Linked DNA regions of Homo sapiens: region 1 is linked to region 2. A link is an interaction called in ENCODE POLR2A ChIA-PET data of the cell type or tissue named here. Cell type or tissue: Panc1. All regions are shown on one strand. Links, peaks and the distances in the headings refer to the core of each region. The heading gives the core; the rest is flanking DNA.

What was found. ChIA-PET counts read pairs that join two places held together with the same protein. Peaks named below come from ENCODE experiments on the same cell type or tissue, not always from the same donor. Only the 100,000 strongest peaks of a DNase experiment are listed, where the experiment ranks them.
Region 1: POLR2A ChIA-PET joins it to region 2 with 11 read pairs; 2 of 35 experiments call an interaction of 5 or more read pairs at or near these places.

The regions. Positions count from the first base shown.
Region 1 is chr11:68,964,628-68,972,853 of GRCh38, reverse strand. No RefSeq gene overlaps it. Among named protein-coding and RNA genes, the nearest start is that of MRGPRD, 12 kb to the left of the region's middle. In Panc1, for the core only: no CTCF peak of the experiment used is centred there; no DNase peak of the experiment used is centred there; H3K27me3 peaks cover 580 bases.
Region 2 is chr11:69,652,018-69,660,414 of GRCh38, reverse strand. It overlaps CCND1 (cyclin D1), which reads right to left. Exons shown (of 5, transcript NM_053056.3): 5 at 5,941-8,397. LOC124902704 reads left to right here and starts at 2,500. Exons shown (of 1, transcript XM_047427985.1): 1 at 2,500-3,217. The coding sequence starts at 2,500. The coding sequence ends at 3,204. RefSeq lists enhancers at 1,941-2,668, 4,548-5,485. In Panc1, for the core only: no CTCF peak of the experiment used is centred there; no DNase peak of the experiment used is centred there; H3K4me3 peaks cover 514 bases; H3K27ac peaks cover 869 bases.

The DNA of each region.
Region 1 (8,226 bases), core at 227-8,226, 690 kb after region 2:
TCTGCCATCCCACCCAGGAACAAAAGACGGCAAGAAAAACTTACTTTGATCCCCTGTGATTCCATCTCCAGCCTGACCAATCAGCACTCCCCACTTCCCAAGCCCCTACCCACCAAATGATCTTTAAAAACTCTGATCCCCAAATGCTCAGAGAGACTGATTTGAGAATTATTAAAACTCCAGTCTCCTGCACAGCCAGCTCTGCATGAATTACTCTTTCTCCATTGCAATTCCCGTCTTGATAAATGGGCTCTGTCTAAATGGGCTCTTGTCTAAATGGGCAAGGTGAACCCATTGGGCAGTTAGACTTCTACCATCTCAGGCTGAGAGGGTCAATAATAGGTGTCCACTATATGCTTGGCATGCGGCACAGCACAAGTGTGTCTCAGAGGAGGCATTAAAGTAAAGCCATCCAGCACATTCAACAGGTCATTGCTGCTGCTTTTTTTTATTTTTATTTTTATTTTTATTTTTATTTTTGAGATGGAGTCTTGCTCTGTCGCCCAGGCTGGAGTGCAGTGGAGCAATCTCGGCTCACTGCAGCCTCCACCTCCTGGGTTAAAGTGATTCTCCTGCCTCAGCCTCCCGAGTAGCTGGGATTACAGGCACCCACCATCATGCCCGGGTAATTTTTGTAGTTTTAGTGGAGACGGGTTTTGCCATATTGGCCAAGCTGGTCTCAAACTCCTGACCTTAAGTGATCCGCCCATCTTGACCTCCCAGAGTGCTGGGATTTCAGACGTGAGCCACCATGCCCAGCCATGCCTGCCAGTTTTAACTTGAGCGTGCCTCTTCCCTGTTTTCAGTCCACTGGGCTTAGGTGGGGTGGCTGTCACCCTTTGTTCCCTGTCCCTGCCTCCAGCTCTTATATTAAAAATATTTTTAATACAGGATTTTTAATGGAGATGTATTTTTAATGGAGATGGGGTTTCGCCATGTTGGCCAGGCTGGTTTCAAACTCCTGACCTCAGGTGATCTACCTGCCTCGGCCTCCCAAAGTGTTGGGATTACAGGCGTGAGCCACCGCGCCTGGCCAGGTCATTGCTTATTAAAGATGCACTGCATTTGCAGCAAAGGTGAAAAACAGAAACAGAAACCATGGTCCTAGTTGTCAAAGAGCTCACTGACTAGTTGGGCAGACAAAACCAATCCACTTAAAAAGACAGAACAGAGCTGGGTGTGTCGGTACAAGCCTGTAGTTCCAGCTACCCTGAAGGCTGAGTCAGGAGGATCACTTGAGCCCAGGAGTTCAAGGCTCCAGTGAGCTATGAGTGTGCCAATGCACTCCAGCCTGGGTGACAGAGGTGGACTCCATTTCTTAAAAATTAAAAAAGAACAGTAAGGGCTGTAGATGTGATAAGGGGAATGGAGAGTCTCAGGAGAAGGAAGTGAGGGCTTGAAAGTCTGGGGGACTTCCCGGAGGAGGCAGGCACTGCCTATGCCTTGAAGGATAATAAGGATACACTGGACAAAGAGGAAGGAGAAGGCATCCAGATCAGGGAATCAGATGTACTCCAAATGCCCCTCTCTCAGGGGTGGTCTGATTGCCACTCTTCCTCCAACAGAGTCAGCCTCCACCCTCCTGATCATGCTGCGGGTCCCTCTCCGGCCATGATCAAAGACCTGTATCTGATCTGGCCTACGAGACTGGGCACCAGTGCTCAGGGAGCTTGCCGATGAAATCAGGGAGCCCCAGGGCAGATTGGCTACTGGGTCTCCCTCTGGAAGGCACCAGAACCTTCCAGAAATGGCAGAGGCACAGGAACTCAGGACCACCCTGCCCCCTGCTCTCACCACTTGCCTCTCTGTACATCGGCTCCATCCTTCTGTCTTGCACACGGGCCACCTCTGCCCCTGCATCCTGGAGGAATAGCCAGTTCCAAAGCCCAAGTTCTCCTGCCTCGGATCCAGTCCCACAGAAGCTGCATTTGCCCCTCAGGTCCAATTCTGGATTTCAAGGAGAGAGAATTAGAGTGACAAGTTGAGAAATGAAGAGGACCTTATTTTGTTATCTTTAAATTTATTGATTTCTTAAAGAACTAAGAGAAAGTTCAGGTAAAAATTAACAGGATATGAAACAGATGGGATAAAAGATGAATATTGAAATCAACAGAAATCAGTTTGAAACTGAGAACTGAATTGTAACCAAAAGCAATTCATTAAGAGGAAAAGATCAATTTGGAATAGAAGAAATCAGTAGGCTCCTGGATTTTTGATCGTCCAATTCATGATGAGGAGTACATTTTATGAACATATTGGGAAATATTTAAATTTCTTGCTGGTTTGACATCAAGGAAGACAACTTACATCTTGAAAAACCACTGCAGCACGGACATTGACAATAATGAATTAACGAGTGTTATCGCTTCAAAGACTATTTCAGATTAATCACTGCACAAGAAAAGCTGAAATGCCCTGAAATCTCACCAATCATATATGAAAAACAACTTGAGAGGGGTCTTCAAAATTTGACAACAATCCGAAAAATGTACAGGACATTAGCAATAATCAGTTGTGAAGCTAAGAAACATCTAAAAACAATACAAAACACATTTTGATCACCCATGCTAAAACAAGATTGAATTAGCTTTTGATTCTCACTGTGGAAAATATTCAAAACCGTTGACATCTGAAAAGGATATCAAAGAGTGTCAGCCAAAAAAGGTAAAAAAATTATCACGACTGTTTTTCTGTATTATGTATTACTTGTGATATTTGTCAGCTTTTTAAAATCTGTAATTTGCTGTGATTTCTTTTCTCGTTTTAAATAAGTGTTCAATGTTGTCCCTAATTTTGTATTTATAAATTCATATTCCTTTTTTTTTTTTTTGAAATGGGGGGTCTCACTCTGTCACGCAGGCTGGAGTACAGTGGCACGATTACGGCTCACTGCAGCCTTGACCTCCTGGCCTCTAGTGATCCTTCCACCTCAAGCCTCCTGAGTAGCTGGGACTACAGGCGTGTGCCAGCATGCCAGGCTAATTTTTGTATTTTTTGTAGAGATGGGGTTTTGCCATGTTGCCCAGGCTGGTCTTGAACTCCTGGGCTCAAGCAATCCTCCCGCCTCAGCCTCCCAAAGTACTGGGGTTACAGGCGTGAGTCACCGCGCCCAGCCTGTATTCTTTTTCTTAATAAGCGCCACTCCTTGGATGGATAAGCTTTAGGTCCCACAAAATAATGTGCCCCCTGGATGGAAGGCAGAGAAGTTCCTTTCCAATTCCAGATGGTCAGGAGTTAACCGGGGACAGCTTGAGGGTCGATACTGGGCTTGCAGCTGCTGCCATACACGTTCATGAAAAGCAGGAGAATACTCAGGCCCTGGGCCAGGGTGGCGGCATCTGACTGCCCTGCATACCTTACTCAACATAGTGACAAGTCAGCCTCTAACTTCTTATTTTGAGATTCAGACTGAAGCTGAAGACTTTTTTTTTTTTTTTTTTTTTTTTTTTGAGAGAGAGAGAGAGAGAGTCTCATTCTGTCGCCCAGGCTGGAGTGCAATGGCGTGATCTCGGCTCACTGCAACCTCCACCTCCCAGGTTCAAGCAATTCTCTGCCTCAGCCTCCCGAGTAGCTGGGATTACAGGCACCTGCCACCACACCCTGCTAATTTTTTTTTTATTTTTAGTAGAGACGGGGTTTCACCATTTTGGCCAGGCTGTTCTTGAACTCCTGACTCCTTGATCCACCCGCCTCGGCCTCCTGAAGTGCAAGGACTACAGGCGTGAGCCACCACGCCCGGCCGAAACCTAAGACTTCCTATGCAGTGCTGGAAGAACCACCTCCTCTGCCTGTTTTTGTAGCCTGGGCGCTGATTGATTTGGGAAAAGCAACTCTCACGATGCACTTCTGCAGTTGGCTAGATCAGACGCCTGTGGAATTCACAGCTTCATGGGTCTGTTATTCACTCCACAAACATTTCTGAGCACTCACCATGAGCCAGGCATTCCTTGTAAGAGGCTGCACATCCATCCATGGAAAAGGAGACATTCGGAAATTCCCGGAAGACACAGGACAGATCCTGACCCCAACCAGCCAAACCGTGAAGAACCACCCAGGGGCTTCTTCTGCCTGAAGGAGGTCGTCCTCCCCGATCTGAGGAGGCGGTCCCAGCCTTCCTAGAAGAGTTGCTGCCCTCTCCAGGGAGCTGCTGCCCTCTCCAGGGAGCTGCATTACAGGAAACAAGATTCCCCCCGCCCTACCCTCACAGTCATCCTTACCTTGGATCAGATCCCTGCGTGACCCAGGGTGGCTGGAGAGGAACGCAGGAATTTCATACTCTGCTGTTCAACATCTGGGTGATTTCTGTGGGAATGACATTTTGGGAGCGCTTAACAGAGGAGGGAGTCCGTTATTGAAGATCGAATGGAATGCGTCGATATGCGTGCATTTATAGAGCCCCTGCGTCCCACGGCCAGGCCCACAGGGTTGGATGTGGCCTAAGAATCTGGTTAGCATGGATCTGAAACTCACCCAGGCCAGGGAAGTCAGAGGACAGAAAGCCCGCTGCATAGAATGTAGAGGGAAGAACTCAAATACGTCAGAAAAAAACAGGTGAATCTCCCACGGCAGCCACTCTGCCACTCACCACTCCCCACAGAGGACCCAGAGGATGCTGTCCCCCAGGACTGGGGACATATGTGGCGAAGGATGCGCCAGGACATTCTCGGATGCTCTGGCCATGGGGAGAGGGATATTTGGGAAGTGCATGCACTAGAGAAAGGACGTGTACAGATAGGTGGCCCTATTGCCTGCGGTGGGTCCAACGTCCAATCCCCTTTCTAAAGCATCCAGAACACCCTTGGTAGGAATGGCCACCCTGACTTGATGAGAGGGTAAATCCAGTACCTTGTGCCCTGGAAGCATAAGGAACCCCTTGCTGAAAATCCTCCTCATCGTCTCATACAACCAGGGACAGGCGTGGCCTGCACTGGGTGAAAGGGTGTATCCCAAAATGCCGCACTCACCAGAATCTCAGAATGTGGCCTGATTTGGAAATGGGGTCTTTGCAGATGTACTTAGCTAGGATGAGGTCATATGGAGAAGTGAGGGCCCCAATCCAATATGGCAGGTGTCCTTATCAGAAAGCCATGTGAACAGACAGAGATGGAAAGGAGAACACTGCCTGATGAAGGAGGCAGAGGCTGGAGTGAGGCAGTTACAAGGCAAGGAACGCCAGGGTTGTAGGAGCCACCAGAAGCTGGGAAAGGGGCAAAGAGCGGATCCTCCCCTAGAGCATCCAGAGGGAGCCAACCTGACCCTGCTTTCATCTCAGACTTCTGGCCTCCAACACTGTGAGAGAATGAATTCCAGTTGTGTTAAGCCACCAAGTTTCTGGTATTTATGGCAGCACGGAAAACCAATACACAGCCTAGGGCTGCCCACTGACACCTACACTCCCAGAGAACTGAAGCTCGACACAAGTAAACCAACAAGAGAAGGCGCCCTGGCCACTTCTGGCCCTTGAGTAGCTCCTGTACTTCTCCAGCCTGTTCTCTAGGCAACAGTCAATTCAGCAGCTCCTTCACAGGCTTCCAATGAATGTCTATCTTTTTTATTTTTTCCTTAAGTCAGACAGGGCTGATAATAGCTGTCTCAACCAAGGAACCCAGACACACTTAATTGTCATTTGGGTAACTGCATAAGTGGAGATGTTTTGGGCAGCAAGAGAATGAAACTGAGGTCAAACTGGATCAAAGGGAAAGGAATGTATTTGCTTTAGTAACTAAAAGCTCCAAAATATCACGGCTTCAGGCATGGGTCGATCCAGGTGACCTAACAGTGTCATCAGGAACCTGTTTCTCTCTCTCCATCAGCTCTGCTCTCCACTGTGACCTTTTTCTCAGGCAGGCACTCCCCCTTAGTTGGCATAATGGGTTCCCACTGTGCAGACTTCCTTCCGTCCCACCAGCTCCGTGACTCCAGAAGGAGGAGAGTTCCTTTTCCACAGTACTTCCCAGAAAACTTCTGGGACTGACTCTTGTTGGATAAATTGCAATTGAGTCTTCTTGGACTAGAGACTGATGTACTTTTCCCAAAACGAATTATGGAGCCAATGGGGTGGAATAGGCTGATTGTCCAAGTCTGGAGCATGTTAAACTCAAGTGAAGCCAGAAGTGAGGTCACAATCCCCCACCGAACAACATCGGGGCCATGGACGTCATGGCCATTGGCTGGCCAGGTTTGGGATTTGGCTGGCCTCCAACTCTCTTAAAAGCATGGTTGTCTTGTGGAATATGTGCGTCCCATCAACTCCCATAATCAAAGCCAAGGCCTTGCAGAGTCACGGTCCTTCAATTGGCACCAGGGCCAAGATGTTCCTCTGATTTTCCCCAGCTCTTCCTGGTCTGCAACCTGGCTCTGTCAGTCATGCAATATCTGCGGGGTTGGGGGGACACTGCAAGGAACTGAACTGAATTTAATCCTCCTGAAGAATGTCAAAAACTGTGACTATAGGAGCACTGCCAGGACAGCCATGGGAGGAACTGATAAAAGAGGTAGGAAAATCAGGACATCACCCCGCGTCAATGTAACTACCAACACAAGCTGGAATAACAGCCAACTGTAGCTTTCGTTCCATAGAAACAGAGCGCAGATCCACTGTAGCTTTGTAGCCATGTGGGGCTACCTCCCCACATCCTGGGCTGGGCTGTTGTTTGCTGTTGCTGCTCACTGATAAAATCTGCTACTTTTGTGTTTATGAGTCTGTGTGTTCCTTTAGGTCTTGATTTCTATTTCCCCAACATGGTTCATCTGCTCTGCCCCCATCCCCAGGTCACAGCTGAGGGGACAGATGGCTCTCACAGTTGGGATGACATCCAGCTTCTCAGGCAGGAAGCGTGCCCTGGAGGGACTTTCTCAGGTTGGCTGGCAGGACCCCTGCCTTTGCCGGGACTTCAGTGTGGAGTGGGGCATTCGTCGCTGCCTACAAGTTTAGCTCACTTGACTCTTGCTATAGTTTTGAGTGTATGTGTCCCTTCAAAATTCATATGTTAAAATTTAACCACCAGTGTGATAATATTAAGAGGTGAGAACTTTAGGAGGTGACTGGTGCCCTTATGAGAGGGATCGGGGAAACTAGCCAGCCCCTTTTGCCCTTCAGCCATGTGAGGACATAGGAAAAGGTGCCACTATGAAGGCAAGACTGGGCCTTCACCAGATACCAAGTCTGCTGGCACCTTGATCTTGGACTTCCCAGCCTCCAGAACTGAGAGAAATAAATTTCTTTCTTCTTCTTTTTTTTTTTTTTTTTTACTTTTTGAGACAGGGTCTCACTATGTTACCCAAGCTGGAGTACAGTGGCACAATCATAGCTCACTGCAGACTTGAACTCCTGGGCTCAAGTGATCCTCCTGCCTCAGCCTCCTGAGTAGCTGGGACTACAGGTGCAAGCCGCCACCCCTAGCTATTTTTTATTTTTTGTAGAGATGGGGTCTTGGTATGTTGCCCAGGCTGATCTTAAAGCCCTGGGCTCAAGCAATCCTCTTGCCTAGAAAGAAATTTCTACTCATCATAAGTATAAGTACCAGGTATAAGGTATTTTGTTATAGCAGCAGGAACTAACTATGACAACTGTCAACCTCCTTGAATTGCTAATCCCTGTTGGAAGGGACCTCTCTGCACAGATCAGTTATTCCCATTTTCAGGTAATTCAGCCCCCAGAATACTGATTTTGTTGGATAGGACCCCCTACATTCTTTAGGGGGGTGATTAAGTTAACATGAGGTCATTAGGGTAGACCCTAATCCCACATGACTGGTGTATTAGTCTGTTTTCATGTTGCTATGAATACATACCACACATTGGGTAATTTATAAAGAAAAGAGGTTTAACTGACTCACAGTTCTGCATGGCTAGGGAGGCCTCAGGAAACTTACAATCATGGAAGGCAAAACAGGCACGTCTTACCTGGTGGCAGGCAAGAGAAGTGTGTGCCAAGCAAAGGGGGAAGCCCCTTATAAAACCATCAGATCACACGAGTACCCACGCACTATCATGAGAACAGCATGAGCGTAACCACCCCCATGATTCAATTACCTCCTACCGAGTTCCTCCTGATGGGAACTACAATTCAAGATGAATTGTACACAGCCAAACGATATCAACTGGTGTCCTTATAAGAAGTGGAGATGAAGACACAGACACACACAGAAGGATAACCTTGTGACTCAGGGAGAAGGTAGCAGAGTCTGCCAGCCAAGGAGAGAGGCCTCAGGAGGAACCAGCCCT
Region 2 (8,397 bases), core at 300-8,299:
TAGTTAAGTGTCTTTGAAAACCAAATGACACAGTGCCCATATCAAACTGACTTAATGAAGGACAATGATTGGCTTCTGGAACAAAAGGGGGATGACTTCAGGAGAGGCTTGATCCAGCAGTTTGTCTGGAGACCCATTCCCTGCTTTCCCTCAGGGCTGGCCTTACGCTCAGCCTCCCCTGTGAGGTCCTGGGAGCAGCTCAGTCTTCCCTTAGGGCTGCAGGGGGGCAGTGCCACCCCTGGGCTTGTGTTTCCCTGCTGGGAATCCTAAGGAAGGGGGAAGCATTATCTTTTTCAGAAGCTCCAGAAAATGTCTCCTCAAGACTCAATGGCTCTATTTGATTTCTCACCCATCCATTAACTTGCTGCTCTTCTGGTGGGTGTGGATGTGCAGTTGGGTTTCAGCCTATGAAGACCTGGCCTGGAGCTGGGGATGGGTTCGGTCCCACTCAAACCACAGATCTGGGAATGGTGGTTCCCTGGAGCAAAGTCTGGGTGCTGTCAACACCAGGAGGGGGCATCCGTGGTGTCAAGAAGACCCAGAACTGTCTACTTAATGTGCCAAAGGAGGGAAGTAAGATCGGCTTTGGTGCCACCACCCAGGCGGCCGCCGTGGCATGGAGGCCTGTGCTTCCAGACCTGGGCAGTGCATGGAATGCTGATGGTGATTATGCGGATGCGCCGAGGGGATGATGGCGTTCCCTGAGTGATCACTGCACCCCAAGCTCGGTGCTCAGCAGTGCTTCACACACATTGAGCCATAGAATCCTCAGCACCCCAGAAAGAATTCAGTTATTGACAGAGATTTATGGAGCCCCCGTTCTGTGCTGGTCGTTGTCGTGAGTAGGAGATGGAGACGACTCCCCATCATGGGCTGTGTTCTTGCAGGATTTCCCCATGTTATAGGTGTGAACATTGAGGCCCAGAGAAATGAGGCCGCACAGCTGGAAAGCTGCAGATCCGAGATCCAACCCCAGGGCCTTTTACTCCAAAACGTGTGTGCTTAATGTGTGCCTATACATGCCGGTGAGTTTTCTTTTTAAACAGCTGGTCACCCTCAGATGTCCACTGCCGGCCTGTTTGGCTGCCCTTCTCCAGGCCAGCAGCCAAGACACAGTGCCGCCCGCAGGGGCAACCTACTGGGAGCCTCGAAACAGGTGGAGCTGGCGAAGCAGGGCCCTGAGCTGTGTGCGTGGGGCCTGGCTGCAAATGGCCCAATGAAGCCTCCGTGCATTTCCCTTTTTGAAGCTTGAGCCTTTTCTTCTCCATGAGGCTGACCCACCAGGCTGGCTTGGTCACACACTAGCTGTGCAGTCCTGGCTCAGTTACTTTACCTCTCTGGGCCTCGGTTTACTCATCTACAACAGGGGTCGGCAAACTACCACCCTCAGCCTGAATCCAGTCTGCTGCCTATTTTTGTAAATAAAGCTTTATTGGCACACAGCCATGCTCACTCATTCACAGAGCGGCTGCAGCTGCTTTTGCACAGGGCAAGAGAACCTGTGGCCCACAAAGCCTGAAGCCTCTCTCTGTGGCCCTTTCCAGAAAACCTGCCAATCCCTGACCTAGCAGATGGGATGATTGTGTGCGGGAGAGTGTAGGCTCTGGGAGGGCAGGGCTGTGTCTGTGGCTGCCACCAGAGTGTCCCCTCCCTGTCACCAACCCATGGGGTCGTTGCAAAACTCAGAGAGAAACTGTGTTCGGTGTTGAGCACAAGGCACACAGTGCGTGCTCAGTAACCTCCAGCTGCGATTCCTCCCGTGATTAAACAAAGGCAAGGAGGACTGCCTCGACAGGCTCAGAGGGCCCAGGGTCTGGAATAGGAGCTGATCCTCGGGTTAGACCACTCAGCTCTTAAAGTGGCTGCCGGTTGAGAGGCTTGTCTCAGCTGCCGCTAGGTGCAAATTAAAAGGATTAATGGACACCGCCGTCTTTGAAAGGCTCAAGGCCCACCGAAGCCCCTTCAGCAGAGGGCTCTGCATTCTCTCTTCCCCAGCCCTCCTTGTGTGCCCTCGTGAGTGGCGGTGACAATGCTCCCGGATGTGGGCCCCAAGGCCAGCGGCCCCAGAGCTGCCCGCCCACCCGTCCGCCTGCTATTGTCTGCTCAGGCCTGGCGGTGTGGCGCTGGGCTTGTGGGGCCCTGGCGGGCAGGGGACTGTGGGAACGGATTAGAGGTCCTGGGCTTGCTTTCCTCGTCTTGCATAAACTCTTGATCAAAGACATTCCTGGGATGACAGAGCCCTGTGAGCTGCGAGGCTGGCCCAGAGTGCGGGACGCACACCCCACGCTGCAGCCCCTGCACAGGCCTGCCCTTGCTGGCCCTCGCTGGCCCTGGCTGCAGTGCTGACTTTGGGGACTAGCCTTATGGTGGGACTGGTGATAGAGCGGGTGCCAGCAGGCAACACAGCCTTCCCCACCAGATTCAGAGGCCAGGCCCCCAATGCTGGGCAGAGCGAGGCTGTGACTGCTTCCTGGGGTGCTTCAAGGAGGGTCACGCTGCATGCAGGGTAGCCGGAGGGATTGCCGGATGCATGCCACTGCCACTGGACCTGGCTTCTCTGGACTCCCATGGGCAGTGCACCACCCTCTGCACAGCCCTAGCCACTGTTATCCCACAAGCGCGGTCCGAAGTCCACGTGCCCACTCTGCCCAGCCTCCTTCCTCTGTCCCCTCAGGGCCTTTCACTCCTTGTGACAACTCTAGGTGCTGTCTGGGCTCCTGGGGAACCCCCGACCCTTCCAGCCATGGAATCAGCTCCCGGCATGCGGGTCAGGCTGGACCCATGGCTCTGCACCTCAGCCCAGCAGCTTGGGGCTGCCCTGTAGGAGCCGACACGACCTCCCTTCCATTCGGCCCCCTTCCTAGGACCCACTGTATGCCAGGGTGGGGAGACGGAGGCAGAGAGAAATCTGGGAGATTTCCGTCCTGGAGGGGCTCAGCCAGAGCAGGAAGGTGCCCAGGCATGACAATCCCAGACTCCCAGAACCACCTGCCTGCTGTGGGGTGGGGAAGCCCTCAGAGAGCCCATCCTTACAGTCAGAGCAGAGATGAAGGTTCCTGTGGACCGAGGCGGTGGGCCAAGCGCAGAACAGGAAGCTGGATGCAGTCTGGTGTGTCAGGAGCTCCTGGGCAAAGACATCGAGCTTATTGGGGTCAAGGCTGGGGAGAGATGGGGCTGAGTCCCAGGGACCTTGGACGGAGCTGAAGGGAGATAGGAAGGCTGGGGGTTGGGGGCAGAGGATGAAGAATGGATGAGGACTGTCTGGCTGCAGGGAGATGGGCCAGGAGGCAGGGCAGGTAGGGGTGGCGGGCGTGTGAGGACAGGCTTCTGCGAAGGGGCTGCAGGGAGAGCTGACTGCGGAAGGCTTTGTCTCTGAAGTTCCTCAAAGGTCAGTTTTTACCATCACCCTCTGGGTAGCGCAGATACTCCAACAAGGGACGAGGTCTCCACTGAATCCCAGGAGGGGTTGCAGGCACAGAGGTGATGTCAGTGGAGTTTGAGAGTTGGGAACAAGGGCCTAGAGTGGCCAGACGATGCCTTTGATATGGTTTGGCTGTGTCCCCACCCAAATCTCATCTTGAATTGTAGCTCCCATAATTCCCACGTGTTGTGGGAGGGACCCGGTGGGAGGTGATTGAATCATGGGGCAGTTTCCCCTATACTGTTCCCATGGTGGTGAACAAGTCTCAGCAGATCTGATGGTTTTATAGGGGTTTCCCCTTTCACTTGAGTCTCATTCTCTCTTGCCTGCTGCCATGGAAGACGGGCCTTTCGCCTTCCGCCGTGATGGTGAGGCCTCCCAGCTACGTAGAACTGTGAGTCTATTAAACCTCTTTTTCTTTATAAATTACCCAGTCTCGGGTATGTCTTTGTTAGCAGTGTGAAAACGGACTGATACAGCCTTGGAGCTCGTGGCATAACCACGATGTATAGACCCACCCATCACTGGGGGATGTACAGAACCCCCCATCGTGGCACAGCCAGGGATGGGGGGTGTACAGACCCCCCCATCGTGGCACAGCCAGGGGTGAGGGGTGTACAGACACCCCCATTGTGGCACAGCCAGGGGTGGGGTGTGTACAGACCCACCCATCACGGGATGCCACAGATGCCGAGACAGAGAGAATGGGTTGTGGGAGAGCTTGCAACTGCTTCACTCTGGGCCCAAGCCCTCTCTACACACTTGGCTGTGAACCCACCTGACCCACCCAGGGCCCCGGCCCTGCCCTGCCACCCTGCCTGAGCCCCGCGCTCAGCTCCATCTCTCCCAGTAGACATGTCGCTGCCTTTTGGCTCTGCCAGACCTATCAGCCTACACATCCCTCTTTCATCTTAAAAAACCTTCCAAACACTAAAGTAGATCCCTAGACCCATGTGCTCCTCTCCCTGCATGGCAAAGTGGCTCTCCAGCTTCTTCCCCACATCCTTGCTCAAACCTAACAGGATCCGATGGCTCCCTTGCCTGCTCCGTGAAACAACCAAAGGTGCCCTGTGCGATGGTCGGAGCTCTCTGCACAGGCCTCCTGCTACACCCATGTGCTCTCGGGGGATGAATGTAAACCCAGCTGCAGGCCGGGGGTGGGGACATGGCTTCCCTAGGACCCCAGCCCTGACACAGGACCTGGCCATTGCCTGGAACTGGAGAGCCGCAATGGTGCAGACCTGGTCCCTGCCTTCAGAGTAATTTGCCCAGGAGCAAGGAGGAGCTGGGCCTTGTGAGCCACCCGAGTGGCCACCAGTGTCACCTCTGGCTCCGACTGTCCCTTGAGCTCTTTCTGATGTGACCTGTCAGGGGCACCTTGCAGGCTCCCCCACCCACTCAATATAGGACTCCCTCGAGGAAGGCTCCCGGAGCCCCCACCCTCAGGGGAGAGGCTGGTGGAGACCTACAGGGGCCAAGCGTTTCCCTCCACACCCCACCTTCCTCCCAGGGCAGGCGCCTGTGGAGCCAACACACCGACCACCCCGGCCCCACTGTTGAGCCCTGGGAGGAGTGCTCTACAAGGCAGGAAGGGTAGACAGCAGGTGCTTCATAAAGGCCACGGAGATTCAACCTGCAGCTGACAAGTAGCACCCATCGGTGGCTTGGGACCTGAGCTTCCACTTAGCTTGGGATGAGGACAAACCAGCCTCACAGATGGGTTCAGGAGCAGTGACCAAGGTCCGAGGACACCTTCCCAGGGCACTCCCACTACCTGCCTCCACCCTGGGGTTTGAAGTTAAGTCCAGTCACGTGCACCTGAAATCCAGAGGTGGGCGTCATGGGTGTCCTATAAGGCGGCCTCCAGGTCCCCACGATCCCAGTGAAAGGCCACCCCGGATCATGGCCCTGACACGGTGCTTTGCTCTCCCGGAGCCTGGCGTCGCCAAAGGACCATGATTCATCCAGAGCAAACAGCAGTTTGCGCCAGAAGAGGGTTAACGAATGCCGGCTTTATTTATTTTCCTATCTGCAAATAACCCGGGAAGACAAACTGGTGGGGCAAGGAAGAGGGGGAAGATGTTCCCCATCAATGGGCACCGCTCACGTCACCCAGGCCGGAGCTGTTGTCTCGCGTGGTTGGAGGTGGGCTCACCCAGCCAGGCAGCCTGCAAATTATTCTCTGGAGCCTCCCGGGGACAGGACACCGCCTCCCACCTCACACACCTGTGCTGAGGGCTTCCTCCCAGTTGGGAGGGGTGTGCCTGCTCCTGGCTGGATTCTGTCCCCACCCCCGGGGATGTGGCAGTGTCAGGAGACATTCTTGGTTGTCACGGCGGGTGGCGTGACTGTCATCCCGGGGATGGAGGTCAGGATGCTGCTGAACTTCCCACAGCGCACAGGACAGGCTGCGGCCTCCCACATCCGCCAAGCCTGCCACCCTGCCCTGGTTCTAGGGCACCAGGACACGCGTCCCTGGCTCACGGCCAGCCCAGGAAGCAAAGAGGCAGGCACCACGCTGGGGTTTTACCAGTTTTATTTCTAGACTTTCATGTTTGTCTTTTTGTCTTCTGCTGGAAACATGCCGGTTACATGTTGGTGCTGGGAAGCGCCGCGGTGCAACCAGAAATGCACAGACCCAGCCGCCCGCCGCCCAGACCCTCAGACTTGCGCGTCACAGGACAGACTCCGCTGTGCCCCGTGCACTTGCCACCAGCCTTTGGCCTCTCGATACACACAACATCCAGGACTTGTGCCCTTGCCCCATCACGACAGACAAAGCGTCCCTCAAGGCCCCCGCGTGGTTCAGACAGACGCCGCAGCCAGGATGGTTGAGGTAAGCGTGAGCCGTGTTCTGGAGGGGTGGGGCGGGGTGGGCCTGTGCCCGAGATGGCCTCCGAGCACAGGATGACCCTGCCAGGGCAGGGCCCCAACCACGTGGGCCCGCAGCGGGGTGCAAATTCTTTTGGTTCGGCAGCTTGCTAGGTGACCGGGGCACACAGCACTGTGAGCTGGCTTCATTGAGATTTGGAGTCTCTTTAAATTAGCATTATGGTGTAATTAACAAAACAATAACAAACAGAACACTAGTACATAACAGATTAAACATACCCAAAACTTGAACAAATTCCAGAAGCTATTCCAATCATCCCGAATGAGAGTCCTACAGGTACAACGCCGTGGTGGCACGTAAGACACACTTGTTATAATAATAATAATAATAATTATGCAACTTCCATAGCTACACGCAAAGAATAACACAGCTGTAAAAACTACTATGATGCTACGCCCCCGATCAGATGAAGTGCCCAGCATCACAGGCGCAGGGAAGAGAAGAGGGACACAGCCTGGTCTCTGGGGACACCGGCGCGGTTCTCACGCACGCGGCCTCGGGGCCGGCCCCCGCCAGCCTGTGTGGGATCGCGCCCGCGTGTCTGCCCGCCAAAGCAGGCAGAACCTGCCCGCTGGGTCCACCATGGCTAAGTGAAGCATGAGGTATTGTGAAACAGCAACCTTTTTGGAATAGAGCAGTAATCACATTAAGTCAAAATTGATCACATAAAAAAAAAAAAAACTACAAAAAAGGCATCTGTAATACAATGTTCTAAGAGAAAACTAAAACTAGTACATGGCAGTATATGACATTGTAAAACAAAAAACTGATCCTCCAATAGCAGCAAACAATGTGAAAGAGATACACAGAAGCGATGTGAATATTTCCAAACCGTGCCTGGAAGTCAACGGTAGCAGCGCAATAAGAAAATGGAGCTGCGGCCTGTCCCCGGTGTGGGCACCGCCCCTTCCCCTCGGGAGCCTCCTCCTCACACCTCCTCCCGCCTGTCCTCCCTCACACGTCAGCCTCCACACTCTTGCCACCTCCCTTCAACACTTCCTAAATAAAAATTACAAGAATTACATAGCCAAGATGTGCAAATTGTCTATTTTGTCACTAAGTTTTTTAAAGGAAGGGGCAGGGGATAAGAATTCATCGGAACCGAACTTAGGTTGAGTACCCTAATTTTCCTTGCACCCATGCCTGTCCAATCAGATGACTCTGGGAAACGCCAAACAGGCTGAATCAATGTCTTTGTGTGGTTTTTTTCTTCCAGATTGTTTTTTTCTCACCTATAAAAGGATCTATCTTTAAAAATAAACTGTATTAAATCTGTAACATCAAAGGCAGAAGGTTTGTGTGTGTGTGTGTGTGTGTGTGTATCTGTGTGTTTAAATCAAGGGGAGATTGCATTTATAAATCATACTGGCCTTATGAACATCCTCTGCAATAAATATACTTTTTAGCCTTAACTATAAATTATATATTTTAGTGTTTAAAAACCTTCCGGTGTGAAACATCTAAGATAACCCTTAAAAACCACCTGTTCTCTAGGTAAACCTCTGAGGTCCCTACTTTCAAACACCAGTTGGCACCAAAGGATTCCTAAACTTCAACTTCTTTAAAGAAAAGGAAAGGAACTTATCATCCTGGCAATGTGAGAATGCAAACCTTTTTCTTCTTGACTGGCACGCAGCCTCCCAAACACCCCACCTCCACTGCCACCACAGTGGCCCACACTTGCCTCAAAGTCCTGCTTGCAAACAAGTACATGGATATTCCCAAACCATTCCATTAGAAAACTGCCCTCCCTGCACACACAACAAAAACAGCGCTATTTCCTACACCTATTGGACTGAAAGTGCTTGGAAATGGAATGGTTTTAGAATATGAAGAAGAACACAAACCAAGTAGCTGTGGGTTGAACCTGGACGTGAGCTGGCTGCAGGGCCGTTGGGTAGAAAACCAGCATCTCATAAACAGGTCACTACAAAAATAGGAAGAGTATAAAAATAGAATATATTATGTCACTATTTCGTCTTCTCTTTATAGTAGCGTATCGTAGGAGTGGGACAGGTGGCCTTTCCCGACCCTGCTACGCTGGCTGGTGCCCGACAAACCTCCACTGGATGGTTTGTCACTG